Linked DNA regions of Homo sapiens: region 2 is linked to region 1. A link is an interaction called in ENCODE POLR2A ChIA-PET data of the cell type or tissue named here. Cell type or tissue: MCF 10A. All regions are shown on one strand. Links, peaks and the distances in the headings refer to the core of each region. The heading gives the core; the rest is flanking DNA.

Region 1 (8,489 bases), core at 401-8,400:
TACCACTTCCCAAATACCGTGTGTATGTATGTGTGTATATATATGTGTATATACATATCTCTCTCTATATATATAAGTATGTGTGTATATATGTGTGTGTGTGTGTGTGTGTATATATATTTAGGTGATGTATGTATACATACATATAGAGAGAGAGAGAGAGAGAGAGAGAGACGGAGTTTTACTCTTGTTGCCCAGGCTGGAGTGCAGTGGCATGATCTCGCCTCACCGCAACCTCCACCTCCCGGCTTCAAGCAATTCTCCTGCCTCGGCCTCCCGAGTAGCTGGGATTTCAGGCATGTGCCACCATGCCCGGCTAATTTTGTGTTTTTAGTAGAGATGGGGTTTCTCTATGTTGGTCAGGCTGGTCTCGAACTCCCGACCTCAGGTGATCGGCCCGCCTCAGCCTCCCAAAGTGCTGGGATTACAGGTGTGAGCCACTGTGCCCAGCTTACTGTGTATATTTTTAAGATTATATATATATTGTTAGGAAAATAACCATGTTAACAATATTTTTGTGTATCCTTCCAAAAAAAAGTCAGCGTTTTATATGCACTTCACATTTTTATTAATGCTATATTTTGGAAGTCTTTTTTTCTTTTTCACTTTAGCATGCAAAATCAGCATCTTTTAAAATGGTGACATAATTCCATCGTATTGCTGTTCCATAATGCACTTAGCCAGGGCCCTATTAAAAAACATTTAATTGGTTTCCAATTTGTTGCTATTGCAACCAATTCTGCAGGAAACATTTTTCTTTTCTTGGTATATGTTTAAAGTATGTTTGTATGGTAAATTTCTAGCAATGGAACTGCCAGGAAAAGGGGCATGAGCTTTTTAAAATTTGCATAGGCACTAACAAATTACCCAGTAAAAAGACTGATCCATCGTACACTCCTATCAATGATTTATGCGTCTACTGTTTACCCACGAGCTCACCCACAGTTTGTATTATCAGTATTTTTAGTCCATGTCCATCTGATAGGTGAAAATGATTTCTGGTTTCTGTTTGCATTTATGTTTTTTTAGTATGAGTAGTGTTGAGCATCTGTTCATCATGGGAGCCTTTAGATAAAGTTCTACCCTGGACAGTAGCCATTGCTTCCAGCAGGGGCTACAGACGGCCAGGCATGTGTTCTAGCAGTGGTATCTACTGCGGAACCAGCCCAGAGCGCAGCTGCCAAGGTGCCAGTTAATACACAGCTGGAATAAACATCCGGAAGAACTCAAAACTCAAAATTCCAAACCTGCCACTCCAAGTGCTTGGTCACATGCCCACCCAAATATTAAAAATAATAATGTGTTACAACAATGATGGTTTTATTTATTTTTCTTTTTTCTATATCACAAGTCATCAAGCAAAGAAAGGACAGCAATCTTTTTAAAACCAGCCACCATATTATTGACTCAGACCTCTCATAGACCAGATGCCATTTAGCTCTGGTTCAGTGACACTGTCCCCAGTCAGATTAATGTGAAAAACTAAGGATGCTTCTAAGAAAGTGCTAATTAAGTGGAGAAGGTAGTTTTAGTAATAGAAGTGGTCTTACAGCAGCTGCCATTGACTCAACATAGCTTAATTATCATCATAAGCTGAGGCTTCACTTTCATCATTTACTGGGTTTGGTACAGTTAATTGGGGCATTGGGCAACACCATTTTTGATCATCCTCTTGGCTAGAAATTGCTCCCTCGGGGAGGAAGGCATTTATTTTTTATTCTGAGGACAATCTGTGATTGAAGGAAATAAAGCAGGGTGAGGACAGAGTAGTAGCCTTCAGTTCTTCAGCTCTGCTTTAGAGCAAAGCAGCAGCGGGGTGCATGAGCTCTGATGTGGGACACAGGCATTTGTGACAAGGGCTGAATGTTACCCTGTACTGAAATTGTGAATGATTATTCTAATATGAGTTAGGTGGCAGAATAATATATTGAGCTATTGATGTGGGTTTTGTTTTTCCTGTATTTTATTTCTTCTTTCCAAGCTGGAAGCTAGCCTTGCCTCAGGGAGGTTTGGCTTGGGGGCTGAATTCAGAAGTTGTTTGCGCAGACTCTCTGGTTTTTTTTTTGGTTTTGTTTGAGACAAGAGTCTCGCTCTGTCACCCAGGCTGAAGTGCAGTGGCGCAATCTCGGCTCATTGCTTGAACTCCTGGGTTCAAGCGATTCTCCTGCCTCAGCCTTTCAAGTAGCTGGGATTACAGGCGTGTGCCACCATGCTCGCCTAATTTTTGTATTTTTAGTAGAGACGGGGTTTTGCCATGTTGGCCAGGCTGGTCTTGAACTCCTGACCTCAGGTGATCCGCCCACCTCGGCCTCTCAAAGTGCTGGGATTATAGGCCTGAGCCACTGCGCCTGGCCTGACAATCTGCTTTATGTTTTCTGGAAGCCCGAAGCCTGGGGAAGGATTGGAGATTGGTGGCCCCCAGGCATCGCGGATGGGAATGTGCTCCCTGTGACAGTCTCATGGCAGGACTTCTGTGGAGAGGTTTTGTGGTGTCTCTCAGAAGGTCAGAGCCTTAGCCTAGGATTCTCAGCTTCAGCAAGATTCCTGTGTGTCAGCTTGGAAAGGAAGCGGCCACAAGCCCTTCCCTGAAGGTGCATGCAGGCTGGAGCCCCGGGGATTTCCACAGCGGTCTTGGTCTCAGAAGAAGAGTGGACCTGTCCCTGTTTTTCAGGTACCCTGTAACCTCCTGGATTTTCACATATTTCCAGGGAAGGGAAGCCTGCCCCATCCTGTTACCACACATCTAATTTTCATGCCAGGCTCGAGGTTGAGGGCATCAAGGCTGAGGTAACTTGAAATAAAGAAAAAAAGGGACCAGGCATGGTGGCTCATGCCTGTAATCCCAGCACTTTGGAAGGCCAAGGCGGGCGGATCACGAAGTCAAGAGATCGAGTCCATCCTGGCCAACACGGTGAAACCCCATCTCTACTAAAAATACAAAAATTAGCTGGGCATGGTGGCACCCGCCTGTAGTCCCAGCTACTTGGGAGGCTGAGGCAGGAGAATCGCTTGAACCCAAGGAGGCGGAGGTTGCAGTGAGCTGCGATCGCGCTGCTGCACTCCAGCCTGGTGACAGAGCAAGACTCTGTCTCAAAAAAATAAAGAGAAAGAAAAAAAGGACTATGACAAGTCTCACCCACCTGCGTTTTGGTAGTAAGATTCATACTGCACCACAATTAGAATAACATTCAAGGTGAACGTTAAGGTCGTGCTCCCCATGCCCTTCCCTGCCAGAATGCTCTCGAGTGAGGGAGAAGGGGAGGACGTCACCGTACAGTTACAGGGACATTGCCTATGGCCCTCCCTCGGGAGTGTGCTGTGACAGGAACCACCTGTCCTGCATCACTGCTGACACAGGATTGGACATCACTGCCTCCGAGGATGGAGGAGAGATATGTAAGATCTTGTTGCAATTCCTCAGTGGGGTCCACCTCATCATGAATGAAAATGCCACCTTGTCCCACAACCATGACACCTGTTGCCAGAGGGGAAGAGCGACCTGTGAACACAGGCCCTGTTCCTGCCAGGCTGTGTGGGAGCAAGCAGGGGACTCAGGAGAGTGAGCAAATAGAATCTATTCTAGGAGATTCCAAAACCACCTGAGCAATGAGTCTTCTCCCAACATGAAGAAGCTTGAATGCCTTACTCATCGCAGCAGCTGGCCCAGCCCTGCCCTGCCCAGCCCAGTGCCTCAGGAAGAGTCAGCAAGCTCTGCCTGTGCCTGTGGTTTTGGTCCTGTCCTGGCTTGACTTGTCCTGGTGGAGGGCGAGACCCAGAAGCTCCGCTCCTGGGAATGACAGCTGGCGAGGAGGTACTGGTCTCAGCACTCTGCCACAGCTTAGGCCGTCAGCACGAGCAGATGCCCCATTAGGGGGCCTGAGAACTGAGAACGGGGACTGTAATCTGCTATTTCTGTCCATTTGTTGTTGACCCAGGTAACCAGGAAATATGGGAAGCAGGCAGATTCTGGTTGTTTCCACAGGAGTTGAGACTTAACCAGACAACTAACTCTCCTGAGTGTTCCCTCTTGGGTGGGCACACCACAGTTCACCCCGTAGTCTGTGGTAGACTCAGCATTAGACACAGTGCTGGTGCTTAAGAAAAGTTTCCATGAACAGGCAGTGTGCTTATTGAGTGCCAGCTGTGTGCAAGGTATCGTCCCAGGTACCGAAGAGGATTCCAGGACAAAGTTTCCTGTCTTCAGGGAACTGTCAGTCAAGTGGATCAAAAGACACATGCCTGTGTGATCTACAACCCAGCGGATCATAAGGCACATGCCTGTGTTTTCTTTGACCCTCAGAGGAACAAAAGTGTTTTTATTTGACCCTCAGGGTTTTAAAACTTTATACCAACATTTAAAAATTGGCTACCATCTATATGGAAAAAAAGGCAGTGTGTGCTTGTGTATGTGTATGTTTGTAGGGTGTGTGTGTGTGTGCGTGTAAGGCAGCACTGCAGAAGAACCCGGCCACAGTGATGGCCTCTTCAAATAGGGAATCGGGGAGCAGGAATGGGTGAGAGACTTGTTGCAATGTTTTATAATTTTTTTAAATGTAAAATGTAATAACTTTACAAATAAAAAAGGATTGGGGAATTCACATAAAAATCCAGGTATTTGGCTATTCTTGACAATGCAGAAGCTCTAGCAGGACTGGGGAACATTTCATCTGGAAACGGGTTGGGGGAGGTCAGTATTAAAGGATTTTCAGCTGAGAGGGGGCATCAGGTTTGTATTTTAGAAAGTACCTTAGCAGCAGAGTGGAGGAGCACAGCTTGAGGGCGAAGTCAGGGGCGGGTAGACCAGAGAGACACGTCTGCTGCCGTCATCCAGGGAGGGGTGGGGAGGGCCTGAACCGGACAGTGGCAAGGGACATTAGTGTAAGAGAACCAACAGGTAGGTAACCAATTTGGGGGAGAGTGGAAAAGGCCAGGTGAACTGCCAGGTTCTGCAAGGCAGACCACAGTAACGGCTACAGGATTTTTAAATTAATGGGAGGGGAAAAGGGGGCTCAGGAGATTTCTGGGGGTCTGAACTGGTGATAGCAGAAATGCTAAAGGAATACATCTCCTGAAATGTGAGGGAAAACCCACAGAGAAAATGGGCTTTCATGAGTAATTGGCTCCTCTACCCCTTTCCAGGCTCCGAGAGCGTTTCACGGGTTTACCAGAGAAAATGGCCTCCGGAGACTGCAACGTGAGAGAACTGGAATTTCAGACAGAAATTGAATGCATGTGGCTTAAAAGACAAGGAAGCACCAAGTGAAAAGTAGTCGAAATCATATTCCTTCAGGGGATGAATTTTTTTGGATCTGTGTTCATCCTTTATGGCTTTATTAGTCATTGCGAAAGCCCTTTTGGGGTTGCAAAGCTGCCAGCAGGGTGCTGTTCCTGGAGGATTACCTTGAGCAAGAAGCCCCAGAAAGCAGCCCAGGCAGGCATGTCAGCAGGGAGGCTGTCCTGGCAGCATGCTGTCCAAGGGGAGAGGCCAACGCTCTACCCCTGAGGTTTGAGGCCAGAGGAAAAGAACCAACCTGGAGATTCTGCAATTCTGTTTTCTCTTAAGGTTGCTTTGGCCGTTTAGGGTTTTTCATGAAGGACAGAAACAGATCCATTCCTTGAAGGCAGAAAGAAGTTTGTACTGCCCCGCACTTGACAATGTTTAATTACATTTGCCACTTGAATCAGAGTTGAAAATATCTTCCTTTTTTTCTGTTTGAGAGTCTTGCTGTGCATCCCTCAGGCTGGCTGGAGTGCGGTGGCATGATATCGGCTCACTGCAACCTCCGCCTCCTGGCTGCTGGGTTCAAGCGATTCTCCTGCCTCACCCTTCTAAGTAGCTAGGACTACAGGAGCACACCACCATGTCCAGCTAGTTTTTGTGGAAATGGGGTTTCACCATGTTGGCCAAGCTGGTCTCAAACTCCTGACCTCAAGTGATCTGCCCACCTCAGCCTCCCAAAGTGCTGGGATTATAGGCATGAGCCACCACACCCAGCCGAAAATATCTTCCCTTTGAGACTTGGTGGCCAGCTGTTGATTTCATACTGGTGTGGCCTCAGACAATCTATGATGTAAGAAAGATAGTTAAAGTAAAATCAACCCAGTATTAATTACTTAATAATAACTAATGAACAGTTATGCACCAATAACTCAGCAAATTTAAATCTACCCGTAAGCCCAACTAGGTAGATACTGTCGTCATTCCCAATTTACAGGTGAAGAAATAGAAGCTGAGAAACTAACTTTCCCAGGGGCATATATTTAGTAAACTGGAAAACCCAGGCTTCTACCCAGTGAGTTCAACCACTAGGCTTTAATTGCTTTCAGGATCAGAGAAGTCTGTTCTCTGGTAGCTTTAAACTATGAACCCAATACAGAGTGTCTTCAAATTTGGGTTGATATATAAACGTTATTTTTCCCACAGTTGAGGCTGCACCGAGGACACACTTCTGGTGATGAATGGCATATGAGGGTGCTGGGCTGAGTGGGTGGGGTGACATCACATCACACCCGTGACAAAGAGGGAGCAGGTATTTACTGAAGATACAGGAGCCCTGGGTCAGGGCAGTAAGCATTCGTACATAAACAACTGTGCAGTCCCACAGGGAGACCAAGAGAATGGTGCAGTAGCCTCTGAGGAGTTTTATTTGGTTCATGCAGTGTTGGTCTTTCCAGGCTTTATTTTTTTAATGTTAAAAAATAGTTGATTTTAATTATGAAATATTTCAAACACACAGAAAACAATAAAGCAGATACCTAGTATCACTGAGATGAAACAGCTGTTAATATTTTCTCCTGACTGGGCGAGGTAGCTCACACCTGTAATCTCAGCACTTTGGGAGGCCAAAGCAGGAGGATTGCTGGAGCCCAGGAGTTCAAGACCAGCCTGGGCAACATAGTGATATCTCGTCTCTACTAAAAATTTAAAAAATTAGCCAGGCGGCGTGGTGGCATGCTCCTGTAGTCCCAGCTACTTGGGAGGCTGAAGTGGGAGGATCGCTTGAGCCTGGGAGGTCAAGGCTGTAGTGAGCTATGACTGTGCCACTGCACTCCAGCCTGTGCAACAGAGCAAGACCCTGTCTCAAAAAAGAAAGAAAGAAAGAAATCCCCCTATATGCTTCAGCCCTCTATCTCTTTGAAGAAATATGTTAGAAATACACATAAGGCCAACCCTGTTCCTTTCCTGCCTCTGCCCCCAGAGGTAATAACTGTCATGTGTATCATTCCCATGCAGATTTTTTTTCTTTTTTATTGTGGCATAACTTACAAGTGGTAAGTCGTACAAATTTTAATGATACAGTTTGATGAATGTTTGCTTATGCTATACCTGGATGATGAATTTTTACATGTGTATACACCTAAAACAAGGTAGAGGTCCAAATATTGAACATGTCCAGCACCACCTCAGAGAGCTCCTTTGCTTCACATTATTTCAAAAATAAGCAGATGGAGGTGCCAACATTTGAAAGTTTTAAAATCTAGAGATTTAATATAAAAATTCAAATTTCTGGCTCTTGAAGTTTTGGAAAATATGACCACATTAAGCCCACATTCTAGCATGGGGACAGAGTGGCAACTGCCCACTGTAGACACAGCATGAGTGCCTCAATTTGCATACTATGCCTGCCATGCCGTGTGGGTATATCCAGCCCACTGCATTCACTTACAGAAACTGAAAGGTGCCACTCTATTTGTAAAATTTCAAAAGTGCCACAAAAAATGTAGAGAACAATTACCTTAGCTATCTTTAGGAAGGCAGAGTTTGAGAAAAAGTGTCCTCCTCCCCACCTGCTAATGACTTAGGAAGCTGCTGACAATGTCATAAAATAAAAAGGAATCAGATTCTCTAGGTCCATGCTACTCAAAGTGTGGTCCTCGAATCAGCAGCATCCAGGAGCTTGTTAGAAATGCAGAAAGCTCAGTGCCTTCCCACCCACATGTATGAGTTTGCTAGGGCTGCCATAACTAAGTATCACACAGTGGACGGCTTATACAACAGAAAGGTATTTTCTCACAGTTCTGGAGGCCAGAAGTCCAAGATCAAGGTGTCAGCAGGGTTTGTTTCTTCTGAGGCCTCTCTCCTGGGCTTGTGGATGGCTGCCTTCTCCGTATGTCTTCACATGGTCTTCCCTCTGCATCTGTCCTCAGCTCCTCTTTTTTTTTTTTTTTTTTTTGAGACGGAGTCTCACTCTTGTCACTCAGGCTGAAGCGCAGTGGCATGATCTCAGCTCACTGTAACCTCTGCCTCCTGGATTCAAGCGATTCTCCTGCCTCAGCCTCCTGAGTAGCTGGGATTACAGGCACCCGCCACCACACCTGGCTAATTTTTGTACTTTTAGTAGAGACAGGGTTTCGTCATGTTGGCCAGGCTGGTCTTGAACTCCTGACCTCAGGTGATCCACCTGCCTCGGCCTCCCAAAGTGCTGGGATTACAGCCGTGAGCCACCACGCCCGGCCTCATCTCCTCTTCTTATAAGCACACCAGTCCT
Region 2 (8,489 bases), core at 205-8,204, 110 kb after region 1:
GAAGTGAAAATCCACTGTGTCTGGGACCACCAGCCTTTATGAAGTCTGCAGAGCCTTGGAAGGGCAATGAGAAGCTATGGACCCACGTGGGACTGGCAGTTCTCCAGCAAGGCATCCTGGGAAAGAAAACCCAGACGTTTCATGGTCAGGAAGGGGCAGAGAGTTACTCCAGAGCCCAGACACCCTGAAGAGTGGTGGTGGGGGCAAGGGGTAGAGGGAAGGAAAGGGAGCCCCCCCAGGCCTATGCCTCCAAACCCCGTATTATGTGAGACTGAGGGAGACACACCCATCTCTTTTGCTGGCCTTTGCAGCCTTCCTTTGAGACAAGGCCCTTATCCGCCTCTGTCATGTTTCTATCATGAGGCTGGATGGGGGGTGCTTTGTTAAGACATGTTGGGCGCAGTGGCTCACACCCGCAATGCCAGCACTTTGGGAGGCTGAGATGGGTGGATCACTTGAGGCCAGGAGTTCCAGACCAGCCTGGACAATATGGTGAAACCCCCATCTCTGCTAAAAATACAACCAAAAAGTTAGCCAGGCATAGTGGCACATGCCTGTAGTCCCAGCTACTTGGGAGACTGAGGTGAGAGAATCACTTGAACCTGGGAGGCAGAGGTCACAGTGAGCAAGATTGTGCCACTGCACTCCAGCCTGGGTGACAGAGCGAGACTCTGTATCAAAAAAAAAAAAAAAAAAAAAAAAAAGACGTGTTGATTGCTCCTAGTGTGTGCCTAGCCTTATCCTAGCCACTCTGCATACCTTCCCTCCAGTCTCACTGCAGGTGGCTTTATCCCCATTTTAAAGAGAAGTCAAATCACTGTCCACCATCACTTAGCCATACAGCAGCAGAGCCGCGATTCTTCCTATGGGGCCGTATGTCTTTCCTTGGGCAAGAAGGAATTGCCACAACAGCCTCAGCTAGACTCTGTCTTTGTCCCTCCCTTCTTGCCTGCACACCTCCCAGGTTAGGGATCTGAGAAGTTCTGCCTGAGACAGACCACTGGGAGGTCCAGCCTCTCCCTCGGGCTGTCATTGCTATCTCATGTTTCAGGAGTGCCCTGTGTGGGTGGCAGGTGGCTGGAACCTCACGGGGACTCAGGTGACCTGTAAGGGTTCTCTCATTCCATTGAGTGGCCGAGGTAATTACTCACCAGCACAGAGTAATTGATATTTTTCTTGCAATTAAACCACTTAACTTATTATTTTAATGATTACAAATAAGATAGTCCCAAGGCTTTCAGAGTGCTATCTTCCTTTAATTATGATCTAACAAGTTTGGCTATTTGGTTTCCTAACAGCATTTTTTTAAACTTTTTATTTTGAAATAATTAGAGACTCACAAGAGGTTGCAAAAATACTAGGCACTCTACATTCCCCCCTCCAATTCCACCACTGTACTGCAGGGTAGCTGGCATTATTCCCATTTTAAGGAGAGGTCAAATCACTTTCCACCATCACATCACTTCCCCCCAATGGTAACATCTTATGTAACCGCAGTATGTTATCAAAACCAGGAAATTAATATTGGCACAACTCAACTAACTAGACCACAGACCTGAGTAATTGATTTTTATTTTATGGAGGTGGAGAGTGCTGTTAAACAAGCATGTCAGCTGGTCTTTAGGAAGGAGGCAGTGGTTTGATAATAGTCCCTGAGAAACTGTACTCCCAGGCCCAACCTCTCGGCATTCCCATCCTCAACAAAAAGGCATATTCCAGAAACCTGTGCAAATTCAGCTCTTTGGAACAAATCACATGATCTTTTAGGTGTCCAAAGTATTATTCTATTCAAAAGAGGCATATAATAAATCCTGTTGCAAAGCAAGGAACTTTTAAAAAAAATATTCTTTTAAGTATTCTTGGCTGGGCACAGTGGCTCATACCTGTATTCCCAGCAACTCAGTAGGCTGAAACAGGAGGATCACTTGAGGATAAGAGTTTGAGACCAGCCTGGGCAACAGAGCAAGACTCTATCTCTAAAACGAACAAACAAAAAACATATTTTTACTCCAGCTCTCTTTTGATTAAAAAAAAAGTATTCATCTTTCCCTCGTTACATATACATATTTATTTTATATACATATATTGTATTGTATATTTTATATTTTATATACATGTATATATTTTAAATACATATATATATCTTTTTGAGACAGGGTCTCGCTCTGTTGCCCAGGCTGGAGTACAGTAGTACAGTCACAGCTCACTGCAGCCTCCACTTCAGAGGCTCAATCTGTCCTCCTGCCTCAGCCTCCCAAGTAGCTGAGACTACAGTTGCGTGCCACCATGCCTGGCTAATTTTTGTATTTTTTTGTAGAGATGGGGTTTTATCATGTTGCTTAGGCTGGTCTCAAACTCCTGGACTCAAGTGATCCACCTGCCTTGGCTTCCCAAAGTGTTGGGATTACAGGTGTGAGCCACTGCACCTGACCTGGTTTACATATATTTTTATACTTTGGGACTTCTCCTGTTCCTCCAAGTTCCGTAGGTGTGACAAGACGGGCTCAGATGAATGCCTGCATATGCAGTGAGTTACTTTATAGGAGGGGAGCCTGCATCTTTTTATAATGGATGGTAAGCAAACCTGCCCTTTTGCTCCCAAGATGGACACTATCCTTAGTCCAAGACTATATGCAAACCTGCCGTATGCCCCAGAGCAAGGCACTACCTCTGTCTTCTAAGGCTGTTTGCTATGCAAGCACCTTTGAAAAGATCATCCAAAACAAAAAGCAGTTAGTGCCTTGTTTACAAGACATGTACAACAGCAGGAGGCCCAGGGAGAATTGGCTCAGAAGTGTGCCTTAGCGCTTTCTGAGGTCTCTTGCTTTTTGGAGGGGTGGGCAGAAATCAAATTCCTTAGGACATTGGGCCAAGCGTGGCGGGGTCACCAGCCTCTCAGGGCAGCCTACTGTTTACTTGGAATTTTCTGCCTTGTTTTAGAAGATGACTGTGGAAAATCCATCTCCTGTTGCCCATCCTGGGATTGGAGTAGATTTCCTGTGTATCCCGAGTTTGCTGGCCTGAGGAGACTCCCTGAGAGGAAATGGTCATTACGACATGAAGTAGAGTGTGTAGCTGCTGATGTAAAAAGCAAACAACTGTGGCCAGGGATTGAGGGACTTCAGAAGCCAGGCAGTGGAGCAAAAAGAGCTGCACTCCCTCTGCAAAGGCTGTGCGAGGTCCCCTCCCACTAGCAAGCCATCTGTGTCTCTGTACTGGCTGGCACTGGGCCTCTGGGCTTCCAGAAAGCCCTTCATCCTAATAGCTGAGTTAGTCCCATGCATCGCTATCCATATCCCCAGGTTGATGAGTCCTGGAGAAGTGAGATTGCTTAGGGAGAAAAGTGAATCTATAACCATAATCAAGGTAGGCGTTGCCAGCCTGCAGACAGCCTTGTGACCTTATGAGCTTAGAGGTATATTTTTAGTCAGCAGGCATGCTTGCTTCTTTTGTACTGACTCGCCAGTTTACGTAACGGCCCTGTAATGAAGAGGCAGTTTGGAGCCACAGTGCAGAGGGTGCTGGGTGAATTGCAAGCATGTTCTCCGGGGCCTTCCTCTCCCAGCCCCCAGAGCCCTGTGCAGAAGATCCGGTATTTGTTCCAGCATAGAAGGAAGCAGGGGGAAGGGATGTCTTTAACTAGAGCTGGTCCGTGGCCCGCTCCCTGGGCTATAGGTGTCTGTGTGTGTCTCCACCAGGCACCAGCTGAGAAAGCCCTTCCTGAAGGGCCCTGGATGCTATGAGGGAGGTTGTGGCTCAGAGATTTCACCAGACTGCAACCCCCAAGGAAGAGAGGTTGAGAAGTTTCTGGGTCCCACAGGTGACCTGGGATGTCAGGAAAAGCCAAACTATGTGATGGAGAAGGAAAAATAGGGTCTGTTGGTAATTCTGGGGTTTAAAAAGGTCAACAAGATTATAGGCCTGAGAGGCACCGTGTGCCATCTTAAACACAGCTTTCCTCCAACCTCCACTGGAGGTATTTTGTCTTCTCTTGATGTAATTACTGCTTCCCATCCCCAAAAATCAGTCTCCTACTCTGTAATCTGGACGGGCAGTTTTCAGGGCCTGCTGTCAGCAGCTGACTCTGAACACAGCGTGGAATAGCTACATTCATTCCTTTCTATCACAGATATTTATTGAACACATACTGTGTGCCAGCTGTGGTCACTGGTGATATGACTGAGAACAAAGTAGGCCTGGTTGTGGTTCTCAGGAAGTTTACCTTCCAGTGTGGGAGTCAGAAGACAAATAGATGAGCAATTTCCAAGAGTGATGAGTGCCAGAAGGAAAAATAACCAGGTCATGTGGCAGGTGCTACAGCTCAAGGCATCTGAAATTAGATGGTCACAAAGGGCTTCTTTGCAGAGGTGACATCTCCACTGAGTAGGTTTGGATCATCAGGGCCCAGGGGTGCCAGGCTTGGGGGGACAGCAAGAACAGTAACCTTAGTCGGACCACCGGTATATGTTTGAAGAACAGTAAGAAGTGTGTGGAACAGTGAGGAGTGCTGAGTCACCCAGAGACAGCTGGGCAGACAGGACTTGTGGAGCCAAGACACTCCAGAGCGGCTCCACCTGTGTGTTTGTGAGCTGTGCCATCTGGCCCAGTCACACGGACTCCAGGCTCTGTAGCATCATCTGTCAAATGGGTTGATCATGGTTTGGTGACATCGCAAGCAGTTAATGCATGGAAAGCGCTGTGTGGCGTGCAACGGGAGAGGACTGGTGCCGCAAGCCTGTCTGTGCTCGTGGTGGCTTTGCCGCAGGACACAGATGTGGGATTTCCTTTGCCCTCCCCACTCTGTGCTGAGTCAGCTCTTCCCACTGCAGCCCAGGCCGCAGCCCAGGCACAGCCTCACTTCCTGCAGTTCTTTCCCGGCCTGTGGTAACTTGCAAAGCAGCAAGGAGCTTGTTTCTAAAGAGCAGATGACCCAGATGGCTGATCTGGGATGAAAGGTGGGGATCCGGCCTCTGATCACATGGCAGTGTCACTGTCACTACCTTCCAGACTCCGAGCTGCAGACCCTCCAGGTCTTGCAGGGAGTAACAAGCTTTGCAGGGGTCAGCCACGCAAGGGGCTTTTTTACTTTTGAAATGTAGATCAGTCTCCCAAGCCCTTCCCCCGCGACATCCCCACATTCCAAGACCAGGAAAAGAGCCAGGCCACCTTGTTACAACTTGGTATGTGCCTTCCCAATCATTCTAGAAGGGAATCAGCTCCTGAACACCTACCCCCAACCCTCCGTCCTGGATGGATTGTATCCTAGGTATCTTCCCCAGGAACTTTCTGATCTGGGCCGAAAAGCCTGTCTCTTCTCATGGTCTCAGTCAGTCTGTGTCATCTAAGACGCAGAAAATGCACCCGGGCCTGGGTCTCCAGAGTCCTGGATTCTAGTGCACCCCATGCTAATCACCATGGCACAAAATTGAAGAAGTTAAGTTTGAGCAATCAGGGATCACCTTGCTTGTTGGCAAAGTCACCAGAAAGTGACAGGCATGATTTCAGGGCTCGGTGACACTCCTGTCCTTTACCCTCCACTCCCTCCCCCTGGAAATACATCCTTTCCTTACCTGATGCCTAAATGTCCTTTTACAAGGTTGGATCCTTTCCCTCCATGCTGAGAGAGTACAGTTATACCCTGGTGTCCCCAGGGTTGGTGCTTCCAGCCAACTCATACTCCAGCGTAGATGGCAGACTGGATGGTTACTGAGACCAGGGTTGATAGAGGTGAGAGGGCAAGTGGGCAGCTGAGGCTAGAGACAGAAGAAGGTGCTAGGCCTCAAAGGCCTGTGTGGAGTCTGGAGAAGGGGCTGGCGGGAGCTTGCACGGAGCAGAGGAGACCAGCTGGGGTCCTGGAGAGGCAGGTGAGAGGGCAAAGGTGACTTGGCCTAGGCTGGGCCCTGGGTGGAGGGAAGTAGACTGAGGTCTGTCTTAGAAGGACAGCCAAGAGGCCATGCTGATGGATTGGAGGTGGTGGGGTGGGGTCGAGGATGACTGCCCATAGCTCTGTCTGGGCAGCCCTGGCCAAGATGGCAGAAGGAGTGTTTCACCTCACCACCACTCCCCACTCCTGCCTGTGGGCTGCATCCGTGGGGGTGAAGGGAAAGGACTTCCTCCCTCCTCCCTGAGGTGGCCGAAGCCTTTGGAGCATATGAAAGGTGCTTTGTGGTGGGCAGCCTCCCTCCCCAGGAGCCTCTGGGCACTGGGCACTCTGGTTTCTGGGTCCAGGTTTCACTGAGGGCTCGGGAGTGGCAGCAGCGGGTGATGGTGGTGGAGGGGAACACTGAGGCGCATTGAGAAGGAGCTCCGGCCCCCAACAACTTCTTAGGAGGTGAGGGGCACTGGAAGAGATAAACTCCCACAGTGTCCCTGGCCTAATCCCGCACACTGCCCTCCTGGGTCACTCCAACTGGACCCAGGCCCAAGGACAAAGCCCCAAGCCAGAGCTCTTCTCTGGCAGGGACTGAGCTGGCTCTAGGCATCACCTGTGTGAACTGATGTATCATTCATCCAGGGCTGCCTGGCACCCAGCAGATCCATCGTTCTGGGCGCTGAAAATACCTCCTCCCCCTTCACCTCCACAGTTCCCAGGACTGATGTCCACTGAGGAGGCCCCAGGATGCCAGGCTGCCCAGCCTCCAGACCACAGTTGGCCCCAGGGGACTGGCATGGCCTGAAGATGGAGCCCGTTCATCTGAATGTACCTTCAAAAGGGAAGGGAGGAGGCAAATGTGGAGGGTGGGGGTTGGCTGGCAGCCTCGCCTTTCTCTACCTGTCAGGGACAGGGTGGCCTGGCGACACCCCTGCAGGCTTCAACTGTCAAGATCGAAGCTCGTGTGAAGGAAAGGGGCTAGGTTTATGTTTCTCCCCAGGCCCAAACAGGAGAAGCCAGATTTCGCCTTAGTGAGGACACATTTGGGTGGATCTCAGAGAGAACTTCCAGGGACAGGAAGAACTTCTCAGCGGGTAGGGGGTGGTTCTGAGCAATGACTTTGGGCTCCTGCAGATCTGGTTCATACCTGGGCTTTCTACTTAGTGCTACTTGCCTGAACCAAAACTCTGCTATTTTCCGTGGCTGAGATGGGTAGCTATCGTACTTCCACACTGGAGGACTTACAGCCAGACAAACCTGGGGTTCAAATCCCAACTCAGCAGGCTCGGCATGCTGTCTCACATCTGTAGTCCCAGCTACTCAGGGGGCAGAGGCAGGAGGATTGCTCAAGCTCAAGAGTTCGAGACCAGTCTGGGCAACATAGTGAGACCCTGTTTCAAAAAATAAAAATTAAAAGAAATCCCAACTCAGCCTCTTCATAGTTGTGTGACTCTGGGCCAGTTTTAATCAGTTTAATTCTGAAGCTCCATCATAATCCCCATCTCTGAAATCCCTTCAGGGTTATTGAGAGCATCAAATGAAATGTCATCTGAAAAGCACAAAGTAAGCCCTCAGCACACGATTGTGATTTGGTAATTTTTAGTATCAGGTCCCTAACAAAATTGTGAGCTGTCTCTGGGATGGTTTGAATGCAGCCTCCTAGAATCCCTTCCAAGAGTGAGGTCTCTTCTCAGGAGTGCGGTCCCACAGCCTTGTGTGTTTTAAGGATTGCTGTTCAAAATGTGGTCCTCAGATCAGCAGTGTGGCCATCATCTGGGAGCTTGTTGGAAATGCAGACACTTGGCCTCCCCCAAGATCTGTAAGTCACCGTCTGCATTTTAACATGCACAGGTGATTTGTGTGCACCATAAAGTTGGAGAAGCAATGTTTGAAGGTCCATCAGAGCCCTTCTACAGGAGGTCTACTGTGTCTTTAGGGCTCTCTTGGTGCTTGGTTACGTTCAGTTCATTCACATAATACAAACAACTGAGCCTGCAATGAATCCATTTCTGACTCAAAGTAGAGGTGCATGGGGAGACAAGGATTTACAGGGGTAACTTGGTGAGGGCTGGTTTCTTGGCCTCACATCCTTACATACACCTGAGCTGCCTGCCTGTTTCTGGTATTCTGTGGGAGGGAGTCGTGAGTAACAGCCCTCTCTCCCCATCACTAGCCCAACCAGGAGGATGCTCAGGTCCCAACCACACGCCCTCATCAGATATAGATCAGAACATTCTCTCTCCCCTCCCTTCCAAGATGGGGTGAAGTTTTGGGCCAAGGAGATTGCTAAGATTTTTATTTTAGAAGTTCCCTGATTGGAGATGGGCAAGACTGGCTCATGAACTCTCTGTGGTTTTGAAGATAGGGTGGCATGAGAACGTCTAAAGCCTATGTCTGGAGTTACGTCGTACTGTTAGGATGGAAAACAGGCTCTTGTAAGATGTCTCTGGAAAAAGTTAAGTCAACAAAATAAAGTGAAGCCAAGCATGGTGGCACACTCCTGTACCAGCTACTCGGGAGGCTGAGGTGTGAGGATCACTTGAGCCCAGGAGTTTGGGGTTACAGCGAGCTATGATCATGCCACTGCACTCCATCCTGGGTGGCAGAGTGCGACCCT

Evidence for each region. Peaks named below come from ENCODE experiments on the same cell type or tissue, not always from the same donor. Only the 100,000 strongest peaks of a DNase experiment are listed, where the experiment ranks them.
Region 2: POLR2A ChIA-PET joins it to region 1 with 40 read pairs; 6 of 35 experiments call an interaction of 5 or more read pairs at or near these places.

The regions. Positions count from the first base shown.
Region 1 is chr10:103,867,545-103,876,033 of GRCh38, reverse strand. No RefSeq gene overlaps it. Among named protein-coding and RNA genes, the nearest start is that of SH3PXD2A, 16 kb to the right of the region's middle. In MCF 10A, for the core only: no CTCF peak of the experiment used is centred there; DNase peaks (open chromatin) are centred at 3,703, 4,833 and 5,363.
Region 2 is chr10:103,754,230-103,762,718 of GRCh38, reverse strand. All of the region lies in intron 3 of SH3PXD2A (SH3 and PX domains 2A), which reads left to right. It overlaps SH3PXD2A-AS1 (SH3PXD2A antisense RNA 1), which reads right to left. Exons shown (of 3, transcript NR_038940.1): 3 at 7,310-8,489. Among named protein-coding and RNA genes, the nearest start is that of SH3PXD2A-AS1, 12 kb to the right of the region's middle. RefSeq lists a silencer at 3,054-3,348 and enhancers at 5,479-6,134, 6,135-6,792. In MCF 10A, for the core only: no CTCF peak of the experiment used is centred there; DNase peaks (open chromatin) are centred at 3,458, 4,568 and 4,818.